Regions from separate parts of the Homo sapiens genome. Here region 2 is linked to region 1. Evidence: read pairs that join two places in POLR2A ChIA-PET (ENCODE). Cell type or tissue: CD4-positive, alpha-beta T cell. All regions are shown on one strand. Each heading gives the region's core, and the rest is flanking DNA. Links, peaks and the distances in the headings are about the cores only. Region 1 holds the start of TMEM44-AS1 (TMEM44 antisense RNA 1). Region 2 overlaps GP5 (glycoprotein V platelet).

What was found. Peaks named below come from ENCODE experiments on the same cell type or tissue, not always from the same donor. Only the 100,000 strongest peaks of a DNase experiment are listed, where the experiment ranks them.
Region 2: POLR2A ChIA-PET joins it to region 1 with 10 read pairs; 9 of 35 experiments call an interaction of 5 or more read pairs at or near these places.

The regions. Positions count from the first base shown.
Region 1 is chr3:194,578,522-194,585,191 of GRCh38, reverse strand. TMEM44-AS1 (TMEM44 antisense RNA 1) reads right to left here and starts at 924. Exons shown (of 3, transcript NR_047575.1): 1 at 744-924. RefSeq lists enhancers at 908-957, 993-1,658 and a silencer at 1,148-1,407. In CD4-positive, alpha-beta T cell, for the core only: no CTCF peak of the experiment used is centred there; DNase peaks (open chromatin) are centred at 101 and 1,231; H3K4me3 peaks cover 1,387 bases; H3K27ac peaks cover 1,237 bases.
Region 2 is chr3:194,390,454-194,397,913 of GRCh38, reverse strand. It overlaps GP5 (glycoprotein V platelet), which reads left to right. Exons shown (of 2, transcript NM_004488.2): 2 at 1-3,093. The coding sequence ends at 1,314. Among named protein-coding and RNA genes, the nearest start is that of GP5, 5.1 kb to the left of the region's middle. RefSeq lists a silencer at 698-747. In CD4-positive, alpha-beta T cell, for the core only: no CTCF peak of the experiment used is centred there; DNase peaks (open chromatin) are centred at 753 and 1,493; H3K4me3 peaks cover 1,913 bases; H3K27ac peaks cover 286 bases; H3K27me3 peaks cover 644 bases.

The DNA of each region.
Region 1 (6,670 bases), core at 1-2,500:
TGAAGACACATTCATATTATGTTTCTTTCAAAGGGGTATGAGCTCCTAGAATAAGAAGAGGCACTGGGCCAAGGAGCATGGCTGGGCTCCAGTTCCCAGGTCTGATTCAGTGTGATCTTTGTCATTTCCTTTTCTATGTCACAGTTTCCTCATCTGTAAACTGAAAGTTGGGCCTGATTTTTTTCATTTTTTCTCTTTTATGCATGTGCCAATTTGTTTCCCACAGAATACTGACATCTTTATAAGCTCTCAAGAAAGACATTATAAAAACAAATTTCAGATATACTTTGAACATAGGCTTCATTATACGACATATACCTCTTTCTGTTTGGATTTTACTGTCCACTTAATATAAAAACCTGTATTAATCACTAAGGAAAAGGATAGAGGAGACTTAGAAATATCTCCAGAATAATTTTGCAACAATTCCAAGATTCTCTGCACTTCTTTTTCTGTCCCTTAATTGGCCTCCTCCACATTTTCCAACTATGGAGGTATTGCTCTACTCTCTTCGACTTTACATTGTTTTAGAATGCTTTTGCAAGGAGACTCTGCCTTGAATGAACCCAAGATATGGTGCAATGTTGAGGAAGATCTCCAAGTTTACACATGCCTGTACGATGGCCCAAAGGTCATCATCAGGTGAAAGGGACGACCTTAGAGATGAAAGAAGTTCAAGGAATGGTGCTACATTAAATGACTTAGCATTAGAAAGCATCTACTTTGCTTTTTCTTTCACCAACCCTGAAAGCCAAATAAGGCACTGGGCATTCAGGCCTTCTTTTGAGCAGAACACGTGATTACGCAGTTATTCTTCAAGAGCCTCTGTTAATCTGTCGCTTGGAGAACTCTGCATACTGTCCCAAATCCGTCTGAATTTTCCATCGGCTGCCAGTGTTCGTAGCAGAGGCCTCGGGTCTTCTCGTCCTCTCCTCAGGGTCTGGCAGCTGTCACTACCGTGGACTTCGGTCCAGTCCCCAGAGTCGGGGGCGCTGCCTTTCCCATTTCAGTTGCCAGGGGGTTCATCCACGATCGTGCCAGAGGGGCAGCGCGTGGTCTCCTCGAACTACGGGGGAGAGAGGAACCACTGTTGGCACGGGCCGGACTGAACGCCGGCTCCCACTGCCTACCTCCTCGGAGCTGCATCCGCCGACATCTTGCGCCCTACTCCCAGCACCAGCAGGGCACTTCCGGGAAGAACGGAATTGCGGTTCCGCGCGTGCGCACTCCGCAGCCACCGCCTCCCGCGAGGAGCGAGAGTCCCGCGGCCCCGCCCCGCCGCCGCAGCCGCCGCCGCAGCCGAAGGCCGGCGTTTCTGACCTCAGCCAGCGGCGACGCAGCCGGGAAAGAACTGTCGAGGGCGTCTCCGTAGTTCAGTTTTGGTTTGTTTATTTGAGACGGAGTCTCTGTCGCCCAGGCTGGAATGCAGTGGCGCGGTCTCTGCTGACTGCAGCCTCCGCCTGCCGAATTCAAGCGATTCTTCTGCGACTGAATAGCTGGGACTACAGGGGCGCGCCACGACGCCCGGCTAATTTTTGTATTTTTAGTGGAGACGGAGTTTCACCATGTTGGTCAGGCTGGTCTCGAACTCCTGACCTCGTGATCCGCCCGCCTCGGCCTCCCAAAGTGCTGGGATTACAGGCGTGAGCCACCACGCCTGGCCCACCCCACTCGGTTTTTAAGGAGATAATTACAAGGTTATTTTACGGTTCATAGTGTGTTTCAGACCTCCCAGAAGCCTAACGGTGTATTATAAACCATTCTTTTCTTTGTTTTTAAATGCATTAAAAACCTTTTTTGAGATAAAAATAGTGCAAGTACATGGTTTAAAAAAAGAAAATCAGATTGCACCAAAAGGTTTATGATGAAAAACAATAATGTTCTGTCCCTTTGCCTCCAAGAGACTCCTTTTTAAAATCTTTTGGGCTGGGCGCGGTGGCTCACGCCTGTAATCCCAACACTTTGGGAGGGTGAGGCGGGCGGATCATCTGAGGTCAGGAGTTTGAGATCAGTCTGGCCAACATGGTGAAACCCCGTCCCTACCAAAAATACAAAAAGTAGCCGGGCGTGGTGGTGGGCGCCTGTAGTCTCAGCTACTTGGGAGGCTGAGGCAGGAGAATCGTTTGAACCGGCGAGGCAGAGGCTGCAGTGAGCTGAGACCGCGCCACTGCACTCCAGCCTAGGCAACAGGAGCAAAATTCTGTCTCAAAAAAAAAAAAAACTTTTATACCTTCTAGTAGTTGTCTCCATTAGGTTTGATTTGGAACATGCTTTCCAGCTACAGGGTTCTTAAGATCATACTTGCTTTTCCTGAGCTGCATCATCTTCAGCTTCCATTATACAGGCTGACGAGGCTCAGTAGCACGGCAGGGCCACTGGCGTATTGAGAAATGGATGGTCACCGTCTTCGCATCCGAGGGTTGTGTGGCGTGCCTCGCGCCAGGAACTCCTTGGCCACTCCGCAGTTTCCTAGCTAGAACCCGGCTTCTGAGCCCAGCACGCTCCAACAGCAGCCTGCCGCGGTCCACGCCTCTGCTCCGGACTTGACCTTTCCCTTCCGGCCTTCCTCCTACAGGTGTCTTGGCACCTGGAATCTCCAGAGGAAATCTGAGGGATTCTCTAAACCCACAGCTGGAACAAGGGACGTCATACACGGCGGCCACCACCATCTTTCCCAAGGACAGCATGGCCATGGATGAAAAGGGCCATTTCATGGGCCTTACCTTCTGCTAGCCAGTATAGCCTAAAGCCCTGATACTCAAATGTAGACTCTTAGGCTCCACCCGGAGGATTCCCTAGGTCTGGGCAGGGCTTGGGAAGCTTAGCAGGCTCCTCAGGTGATTCTGCTACAGATGGTCCAGGACCAGTCTCTGAAAAACACTGTCCTCGGGAAATTGCTTTTATGTATTTACTTTTTCCATCTCTTCTTGGTATTTTGTTATCATTTTCAAATACAGAGACGGAGTCTCACTATGATGCCCAGGCTGGTTCCGAACTCCTGGGCTCCAGAGATCCTCCTGCCTTGGTCCCCCAAAGTACTGGGATTACAGGCACAAGCCACCACTCCAGCCGGGAAATTACTTTTAAAACAGATCTATTTGTATGAGATGTTCTCACAAAACTACTTAGAATAGCAAACAAACAAAAAAAAAGTGATAAAGCTCCCAAACCCCACTGTTGTGCAGAATTAAACATACTTTTTTTTTTTTTTTTTTGAGATGGAGTCTGTCTCTGTTGCCCAAGCTGGAATGCAGTGGTGCCATCTCAGCTCATTGCAACCTCTGCCTCCTGGGTTCAGGCGATTCTCCTGCCTCAGCTTCCCGAGTAGCTGGGACTACAGGCGCGTGCCACCATGACTGGCTACATTTTGTATTTTTAGTGGAGACGGGGTTCGCCATGTTGGCCAGGCTGGTCTTGAACTTCTGACCCCAAGTGATCCACCTTCCTCGGCCTCCCAAAGCGCTGGGACTACAGGCATGATCCACCACACCTGGCCCAAACATTATGCTTTAATGAAGAAATGACATTTTGCCATTAAACCTAAAATATCACAGAACCATGGATTGAAGAACAGACATGAATTACCTTGAAATCATCTACTGCAGTGCCTGAGTGGCTTTGCCTGTTCTCACAGCATGAATTCTCAGTTCACACACAGTAAAAAAAAAAAAAAAAAAATTATGAAAGATAATGTCAGCTAATAGGCCGGGTGCAGTGGCTCACCCCTGTAATCCCAGTACTTTGGGAGGCCAAGTGGGGGCAGATTACCTGAGGTCAGGAGTTCAAGACCAGCCTGGCCAACATGGTGAATACCCCGTCTCTACTAAAAATACAAAAATTAGACACACGCCTGTAATCCCAGCTACTCGGGAGGCTAAGGCAGGAGAATTGCTTGAATCCAGAAGGCGGAGGTTGCAGTGATCACTGCACTCCAGCCTGGGCAACAGAGCAAAACTCTGTCTCAAAAAAAAAACAAAACCATAATGTAAACTAGTAAAGGTAGAACACAAGAGAGCTTGAGCCACCATTCACAATTATAAGAAAAATTTTGATAGATCAGAAAAGTCTTAGAAGTCATTAGATTCTGTTGTAAAAAGATTATGTGGATTTTTGTAGTAGATGTTTCTTGACTGTGGAAATACTTAAATACATCTTAAGAGAACTGTTCTAGTTTAAAGGAGTCTGCAGTGGGGATGGGGTGGGAGAGCTATATGGGATTACTGGGACAATTGAGCAAATTTGAATATGTACAGTGTATTAGCTAACTTTATTGTTTCCTTTCTTAATAATATTATGGTTGCACAGGAGAACGCCCCTTTGGATATACATGCTGAACTACTTAGGAGTGAAGCACCGTGATTTGGCAACTGACTTTTATTTTTTATTTTTTATTTTTATTTTTTGAGACAGAGTCTCGCTCTCTCGCCCAGGCTGGAGTGCAGTGGCATGATCTCGGCTTACTGCAAGCTCCGCCTCCCGGGTTCACACCATTCTCCTGCCTCAGCCTCCTGAGTAGCTGGGACTACAGGCGCCTGCCACCATGCCTGGCTAATTTTTTTTTGTATTTTTAGTAGAGACGGGGTTTCACCATGGTCTCGATCTCCTGACCTCGTGATCCTCCCGCCTTGGCCTCCCAAAGTGCTGGGATTACAGGTGTGAGCCACCGCACCTGGCCCCAAGCAACTGACTTTTAAATATTTCAGCAGAAAAAAATTATAAATTTTTCAGGTAGTTGGAGAGAGACAAAGCAAACGGAAAAACGGGAACAATGGATTAATCTAGGCGAATAGCATAAACATGTTCGTTATTCTTTCATCTTTTCTGTAGGTTGGAAGTTTTTCAAAGCCAGCTGGGTGAGAAAGAACAGGAGTAAAGAAAGATTCTCGCCAGGCGTGGCTCACGCCTGTAATCCCAGCACTTTGGGAGGCCGAGGCAGGTGGATCACCTGAGGTCAGGAGTTCGAGACCAGCCTCACCAACATGGAGAAACCCTGTTTCTACTAAAAATACAAAATTAGCCGGGTGTGGTGGCACCTGCCTGTAATCCCAGCTACTCAGGAGGCTGAGGCAGGAGAATTGCTTGGAGCCAGGAGGCGGAGGTTGCGGTGAGCTGAGATGGCGCCATTGCACTCCAGCCTGGGCAACAAGAGCGAAACTCCATCTCAAAAACAAAAAAAGGCCGGGCACAGTGGCTCACGCCTATAATCCCTGCACTTTGGGAGGCTGAGGCGGGTGGATCACCTGAGGTCAGCAGTTCGAGACCAACCTGGCCAACGTGGTGAAACCCTGTCTACTAAAAATACAAAAATTAGCCAGGCGTGGTGGTGGGCACCTGTAATCCCAGCTACTCGGGAGGCTGAGGTAGGAGAATTTCTTGAACCCAGGAGTCAGAAGCTGCAGTGAGCTGAGATTGCACCACTGCACCCCAGCCTGGGCAACAGAGCGAGACTCCATCTCAAAAAAAAAAAAAAAAAAAAAAAGAAAGAGTCTCACAGTTGGCCCATCATGAGATGGGGTCTCCACGCATCTCCACCACTGTTGCCAGCAGAGGACCCTGAAATTCTAGGGCTTTGCAAGGAAAGAGCTGGTTATTAGAGACTGCTTTTCAAGCAGCTTCCCAAATGTGGCTGGATTCTGGGCCGACTAATTGTCGTGTGATGTCAGGCCACAAAGGGTGGATAAATTCCAGTTTGTCTGGTACTGAGAAAAAAATAGGCCCCATATCTTAGACAGCCCTGATAAGGTGCCTCCATGGATATGAGTAATGGTCAGACCCAGGGGATGACCCAGGACTAAGAAAGCTGGACAATGGAAAGTCTGGAGCACTGTGACAGGGAAATTCTTCCCCTGAATTGCCTTTTCCTATTGAGATAAGATAGTACACAATAAAGCGCCAGGCTCAGAAGTGCTGCTGCCAATCCCAGCCAGGGCAGCCAGCACTCGGCCCGAGCTGACGCACATCAGTGCCCGGGGCTGTCAGCACCTGTGTGGTCTCCAGAACGCCAGCTCTGATGGGGACCAGTCCTAACTCCCACCATTCACCAACTGTGGGACTCCTATTCTTGTTCATTAAAAAAAAAAGAAAAGAAAGAAAGAAAAAAAGTGTACTCCTCTTCTACCTGCTTTACTCTATGGTGCCTCCAAAAACTAGAAACCATGCCGGGCGTGGAGGCTCACGCCTGTGATCCCAGCACTTTGAGAGGGGCGGATCACCTGAGGTGATCAAGACCAGCATGGCCAACATGGTGAAACCCCGTTTCTACTAAAAATACAGAAATTAGCTGGGCATGGTGGTGGGTGCCTGTAATCCCAGCTACTCAGGAGGCTGAGGCAGGAGAATCACTTGAACCAGGGAGGTGGAGCTTGCAGTGAGCTGAGATCGTGCTATTACACTCCAGCCTGGGCAACAAGAGCAAAACTCCATCCAAAAAAAAAAAAACACACACACACACAGAAAAAAACTAAAAGCAAACCATGAAAGGGCCTTTCCACTCCCAAATGCTATAAAGGTATCAGTTATTATTATTACTTCCTTAGCATGAAGCAGTTAGTTTTGTAGATTCTCTCTCTTTTTTTTTCTTTAAGACACAGGGTCTGGCTATGTTGCCCAGCTGTTCTCAAACTCCTGGCTCAACGATCCTCCCACCTTAGCCAGCCTAGTAGGTGGGACT
Region 2 (7,460 bases), core at 1-2,500, 190 kb after region 1:
CTGGAGCAGTTGTTTTTGGACCACAATGCGCTAAGGGGCATTGACCAAAACATGTTTCAGAAACTGGTTAACCTGCAGGAGCTCGCTCTGAACCAGAATCAGCTCGATTTCCTTCCTGCCAGTCTCTTCACGAATCTGGAGAACCTGAAGTTGTTGGATTTATCGGGAAACAACCTGACCCACCTGCCCAAGGGGTTGCTTGGAGCACAGGCTAAGCTCGAGAGACTTCTGCTCCACTCGAACCGCCTTGTGTCTCTGGATTCGGGGCTGTTGAACAGCCTGGGCGCCCTGACGGAGCTGCAGTTCCACCGAAATCACATCCGTTCCATCGCACCCGGGGCCTTCGACCGGCTCCCAAACCTCAGTTCTTTGACGCTTTCGAGAAACCACCTTGCGTTTCTCCCCTCTGCGCTCTTTCTTCATTCGCACAATCTGACTCTGTTGACTCTGTTCGAGAACCCGCTGGCAGAGCTCCCGGGGGTGCTCTTCGGGGAGATGGGGGGCCTGCAGGAGCTGTGGCTGAACCGCACCCAGCTGCGCACCCTGCCCGCCGCCGCCTTCCGCAACCTGAGCCGCCTGCGGTACTTAGGGGTGACTCTGAGCCCGCGGCTGAGCGCGCTTCCGCAGGGCGCCTTCCAGGGCCTTGGCGAGCTCCAGGTGCTCGCCCTGCACTCCAACGGCCTGACCGCCCTCCCCGACGGCTTGCTGCGCGGCCTCGGCAAGCTGCGCCAGGTGTCCCTGCGCCGCAACAGGCTGCGCGCCCTGCCCCGTGCCCTCTTCCGCAATCTCAGCAGCCTGGAGAGCGTCCAGCTCGACCACAACCAGCTGGAGACCCTGCCTGGCGACGTGTTTGGGGCTCTGCCCCGGCTGACGGAGGTCCTGTTGGGGCACAACTCCTGGCGCTGCGACTGTGGCCTGGGGCCCTTCCTGGGGTGGCTGCGGCAGCACCTAGGCCTCGTGGGCGGGGAAGAGCCCCCACGGTGCGCAGGCCCTGGGGCGCACGCCGGCCTGCCGCTCTGGGCCCTGCCGGGGGGTGACGCGGAGTGCCCGGGCCCCCGGGGCCCGCCTCCCCGCCCCGCTGCGGACAGCTCCTCGGAAGCCCCTGTCCACCCAGCCTTGGCTCCCAACAGCTCAGAACCCTGGGTGTGGGCCCAGCCGGTGACCACGGGCAAAGGTCAAGATCATAGTCCGTTCTGGGGGTTTTATTTTCTGCTTTTAGCTGTTCAGGCCATGATCACCGTGATCATCGTGTTTGCTATGATTAAAATTGGCCAACTCTTTCGAAAATTAATCAGAGAGAGAGCCCTTGGGTAAACCAATGGGAAAATCTTCTAATTACTTAGAACCTGACCAGATGTGGCTCGGAGGGGAATCCAGACCCGCTGCTGTCTTGCTCTCCCTCCCCTCCCCACTCCTCCTCTCTTCTTCCTCTTCTCTCTCACTGCCACGCCTTCCTTTCCCTCCTCCTCCCCCTCTCCGCTCTGTGCTCTTCATTCTCACAGGCCCGCAACCCCTCCTCTCTGTGTCCCCCGCCCGTTCCTGGAAACTGAGCTTGACGTTTGTAAACTGTGGTTGCCTGCCTTCCCCAGCTCCCACGCGGGTGTGCGCTGACACTGCCGGGGGCGCTGGACTGTGTTGGACCCATCCGTGCTCCGCTGTGCCTGGCTTGGCGTCTGGTGGAGAGAGGGGCCTCTTCAGTGTCTACTGAGTAAGGGGACAGCTCCAGGCCGGGGCCTGTCTCCTGCACAGAGTAAGCCGGTAAATGTTTGTGAAATCAATGCGTGGATAAAGGAACACATGCCATCCAAGTGATGATGGCTTTTCCTGGAGGGAAAGGATAGGCTGTTGCTCTATCTAATTTTTTGTTTTTGTTTTTGGACAGTCTAGCTCTGTGGCCCAGGCTGGCGTGCAGTGGGCCGTCTCAGTTCACTGCAGCCTCCGCCTCCCAGGTTCAAGTGATTCTCATGCCTCAGCGTTCTGAGTAGCTGGGATTAGAGGCGTGTGCCACTACACCCGGCTAATTTTTGTACTTTTTAAAGTAGAGACGGGGCTTTGCCATATTGGCCTGGCTGATCTCAAACTCCTGGTCTTGAACTCCTGGCCACAAGTGATCTGCCCGCCTTGGCCTCCCAAAGTGCTGGGATTACAGGCGTAAGCCACTACACCTGGCCCTCTTCATCGAATTTTATTTGAGAAGTAGAGCTCTTGCCATTTTTTCCCTTGCTCCATTTTTCTCACTTTATGTCTCTCTGACCTATGGGCTACTTGGGAGAGCACTGGACTCCATTCATGCATGAGCATTTTCAGGATAAGCGACTTCTGTGAGGCTGAGAGAGGAAGAAAACACGGAGCCTTCCCTCCAGGTGCCCAGTGTAGGTCCAGCGTGTTTCCTGAGCCTCCTGTGAGTTTCCACTTGCTTTACATCCATGCAACATGTCATTTTGAAACTGGATTGATTTGCATTTCCTGGAACTCTGCCACCTCATTTCACAAGCATTTATGGAGCAGTTAACATGTGACTGGTATTCATGAATATAATGATAAGCTTGATTCTAGTTCAGCTGCTGTCACAGTCTCATTTGTTCTTCCAACTGAAAGCCGTAAAACCTTTGTTGCTTTAATTGAATGTCTGTGCTTATGAGAGGCAGTGGTTAAAACAGGGGCTGGCGAGTTGACAACTGTGGGTTCAAATCCCAGCTCTACCACTTACTAACTGCATGGGACTTTGGGTAAGACACCTGCTTACATTCTCTAAGCCTTGGTTTCCTGAACCTTAAAACAGGATAACATAGTACCTGCTTCGTAGAGTTTTTGTGAGAATTAAAGGCAATAAAGCATATAATGACTTAGCCCAGCGGCCTGCAGGCAATACATGTTAATGAATGTTAGCTATTATTACTAAAGGATGAGCAATTATTATTGGCATCATGATTTCTAAAGAAGAGCTTTGAGTTGGTATTTTTCTCTGTGTATAAGGGTAAGTCCGAACTTTCTCAGACTGGAGGTTACATTCACATCAGTCTGTCTTCCCCTGCGGATGGCCTCAGCCCTGGGTGGCCAGACTCTGTGCTCACAATCCAGAGCAATGGATCCTCCAACACCACCAGGTGGATGTGGAGCAGGAGAGCTGGATCGTGGCATTTGTTTCTGGGTTCTGCAGCTGTGGGAGTTGGTTTCTGGGTTCTCCATTGGTCTACTTGTCTAGTCCCATACCAGACTCACGGTCTCCATTATTGGAGCTTTAATAATTTTTGGTATAGGGTCATCTCTCCACCTTGTTTTTCTTCTATTCTTGGTTCTTTGCAATTCTATGAATATTTCAGGGTCAGCATGTCAACTCCATTGAAAAACCCTGCTGGGATTTTAATAGAACTTACAGCTCACGCCTGTAATCTCAGCACTTTGGGAGGCTGAGGTGGGTGGATCACAAGGTCAGGAGTTTGAGACCAGCCTGGCCAAGATGGTAAAACCCCGTCTCTACTAAAAATACAAAAATTAGCTGGGTGCGGTGGCAGGTGCCTGTAATCCCAGCTACTTGGGACACTGAGGCAGGAGAATCACTTGAACCCGGGAGGCGGAGGTTGCAGTGAGCCGAGATCGTGCCACTGCACTCTAGCCTGGGCGACAGAGCGAGACTCCATCTCAAAAAAAAAAAAAAAAAATTGCAGTAAATTTAAAACTAATTTGGGGAAGAATCTGTATTTTTTACAATACCTAGTGTTCTTGCCAGTAAGCATGGTTCATCTTCCCATTTATTTACGTCATTTTAAATCTTTCAGTGATGTTTTAGAATTTTTTTTATAAAAACCTTCACTATAAGAACAGAAAACCAAACACCGCATGTTCTCACTCATAGGTGGGAATTGAACAATGAGAACACTTGGACACAGGGCGGGGAACGTCACACGCCTGGACTGTCGGGGGGTGGGGGGCTGGGAGAGGGATAGTGTTAGGAGAAATACCTAATGTAAATGACGAGTTAATGGGTGCAGCCAACCAACCTGGCACATGTATTCATATGTAACAAACCTGCACGTTGTGCACATGTACCCTAGAACTTAAAGTATATAAAAAAAAGAAACCTTGCACTGATTTTGTTAGATTTATTCCTAGGTATCCTTCCTCTTTTTTGATTTGTCATTGCTATTGTAGATGGCATCTTTTTAAAAAGTTATATTTTCTAAAGAAAAAAATAAAAAAAGTTGTATTTTCTAATTTTTATTACCAATATATAAGAATGTAATTTATTTTTACATAATTATCTTATGTCTAGTAATAATTCTGATAATTTGCTTCTTCCTATTAAAACCTTACACCCATTATTGATTTATTTTTCTGTTTTAAAATATCTTCCTGCACTGGCTAAAACCTCCACTATAATGTTGAGCAGAACAGTGAGCATCCTTAGAACTATCTTGGTTGCAAAGGGTAGGTCTCTAATGTTTCATCAATAAATGTGATGTTTCTAGTCTGAGTTTGCTAAGTATATTTTAAAATAATCAGTAAAGTTAGATTTTATCCATTTTTATCTTAACTATTGAGATGCTCATATCATTTTTCTTCTTCAATGTGTTAAAATGGTGAATAAATTTATAGATTTTGGAAAAGTAAATTCATTCTTGCATTCCCGAAGTAAACCAAGCCATGCTATGTGTATTTAAAATATATTGCTGAATTCAGCTTGCTGTTTTGTTTAGAACTTTTACTATCTGTTCATTAGTGAGATTTGCTTATACATTGAAAATAATATCCTTGACTGGTTTTGGTATCAGGTTATACAGCCTCATAAAGTGGGTGGGGACGTTCTCTCTGGAATGGTTCGTAAAAACTGGGATCATCTTTTCCTTGAACGTGTTGTAGAATCCCCTGGAAAACCTTCGTGGCCTGGTTTTATTGTATGTGTGTATTCGGTATTTATTGTTGCATAACCAGTACCCCAGATCTTGGTGGTTTAAAACAATAAAATACATTACGTCACAGTTTCTGAGGGTCAAGAATTTGGGAGTAGTTTAGTTGAGTGGCTGTGGCTCAGGGTCTGTCATGAGGTTGCCATCAAAATCTTGGCTGGGGCTCTAATCATCATGACTGCGGCTGGAGGATTTGCTTCCGACATATCCCGCTCACGCTGTTGGCAGTTCCCTGGTGGCTCACGGCAGGCAGCCTTGGGTCCTTGCCATATGGACCCCTTGAGTGTCCTCATGACATGGCAGCTGGCTTCCCCCTTTCGTTCTTCAAAGAATTGTGGGGTTTTTGGCTTTTTTTTTTATAAGATCTAAAAAAGAAAAAATTAACATTGATCTATATGTTGCTTGAGCTAGAAGGCATAGGAAAACAGACAACATATATCCATGAAATTTCTCCCAAATATGAGGTAAAAAGATGAAATCTTTAGATAAGTTGTAAGTCTGTACAAAGAAGCTAGATTTACTACTCTCTAAAAGGTGAAGGGACCTGCTATATAAAACACAGAAATAATTTAATGCTTTTCGTAAGAATATAACCTGAGCTTTGCTGAAGCTTCATATTCCCTGAGGATGTCTAAAATGCCAGTCCAGGCCAGGCATAGTGGCTCACGCTTGTAATCCCAGAACTTTGGGAGGCCAAGGCGGGTGGATTGCTTGAACCCAGGAGTTTGAGACCAGCCTGCGCAACATAGCCATATCCCCAGCTCTACAAAAAATACAAAGTTAGCTGGGCATGGTGGTGCGCTCCTGTAGTCCCAGCTACTTGGGAGGCTGAGGCAGGAGGATTGTTTGAGTTCGGGATGTTGAGGCTGCAGTGAGCCGTGATCATGCCACTGCACACCAACCTGGGTGACAGAGTGAGACTCCATCTCTTAATAAATTAAAAAATAAAATAAGATTTGATTTAAAAACTTTTAATAGTTTAATTTACTGATATTATACATTTCTGCTCATATGTTAGATTGAATTGTATTACATTTTTTATGTTCAACCATTTTTGACCTAAAAAACAAGTTTCTTGGGAAGCCGAGGCAGGCGGATCACTCAGAAGTTCAAGACCAGCCTGGCCAGCATAGTGAAACCCTGTCTCTACTAAAAATAAAAAAAATGAGCTGGGCATGGTGGTGCACGCCTGTAGTCCCAGCTACTCGGGAGGCTGGGGCAGGAGAATTGCTTGAACCCAGGAGGTGGAGGTTGCAGTGAGCCGACACCACGCCACTGCACTCCAGCCTGGGCGACAGAGCGAGACTGTGTCTCAAAAACAACAACAACAACAAAAAACAAGTTTCATGTGATTTAACTTAAAAGTTCTGGCACTATATGTAGTTCTTCCAGTGATTACATTTGTAACTTTAAAGTTCACCTTTTTCTTGTTCCAGCAACTGCAGACGGTCTCTATGAATGCCTTGTTCTGTGCACTGACATCTATATTCCTATTTGTCCCATGCTCATCTATCTCTTCCACCTCCCAGTTTCAGTCAAGACTGATCACTTTTGTATTCTCTTATAGCTAAAATTTTGGTGACTGTGGAAAAACTTGAAAATGAATAAAAAAGACTTCATATGTTTTCTTTGTAAATATTATTTACTATAGTGCCAAATAGTCCACTGTCATTACGTTTCCTTTCTAGCACTTCCTTCATTTTTCTAGCATTTCTAGAAACCACTCTGGCCGCCTATCCGGCTGTTTCCTAGAACTGATCTTCAGCTTTCCTTGGTTGCTTCCACAATTTCCCAAATTCCATGTCTTCTTTCTTTTCTACTCCCTCATTTTACAACTACTTAGGAAAAGGGATCCAAAGGATATCCCCTTTCCTGAGTCCTTGCCAGCAAATTTCTATATTCTTTATTCTCTCATACTTGATGGCTAGTTTAGCTGGGAAGAGAATTCTAAATTCAAATGATCATCTTGCACCAAGGGTGCTGGTGGGAATTTGTTGTCATTGTTAACAGGGGACCTCTCTTTTTCTTGGCAGCCATCCTTAGGATCTTCTCTATGTCCTCTGTTCTGATTTTGATTTGATGTTTGCCATACATTGTTCTTTATTTCATTCACACAAAGGGGCATTTGCAGGGTCCTCTGGAGACTCATGTCTTTTAACTTTTGTGAGATTCTGTTATACTTTTTTGGATAATTCCTTTGTCCTCTCCTTTCATCTGTTTTTGCTTTTTCTATTCTTCATCTTTTTAGTCTCTTTTTTCTACCTTCTTTTTCTACCTTCTGAGAGACTCCTCAACTCCATCCAACACTTAACGCAAAAATGTTAATTTCTGCAATTGTATTTTTAACTTCTGCAATCACTGTTAATTTTTAAAAATAGACTCATTCTTGTCTTATGGATGCAGTTTGTTTTTTTTTTTAAGAATACTAGAGTTTAAGATTTTTGAGTTTTCAAAGTTCCCCTTTCTAAACTACATCTTTTTTCTCTGGTATTTCATTTTGTTGTTGTTGTTGTTTGCTTGCTTGCTTCTCTTAAACCCTTGGTTGTTGGTTCA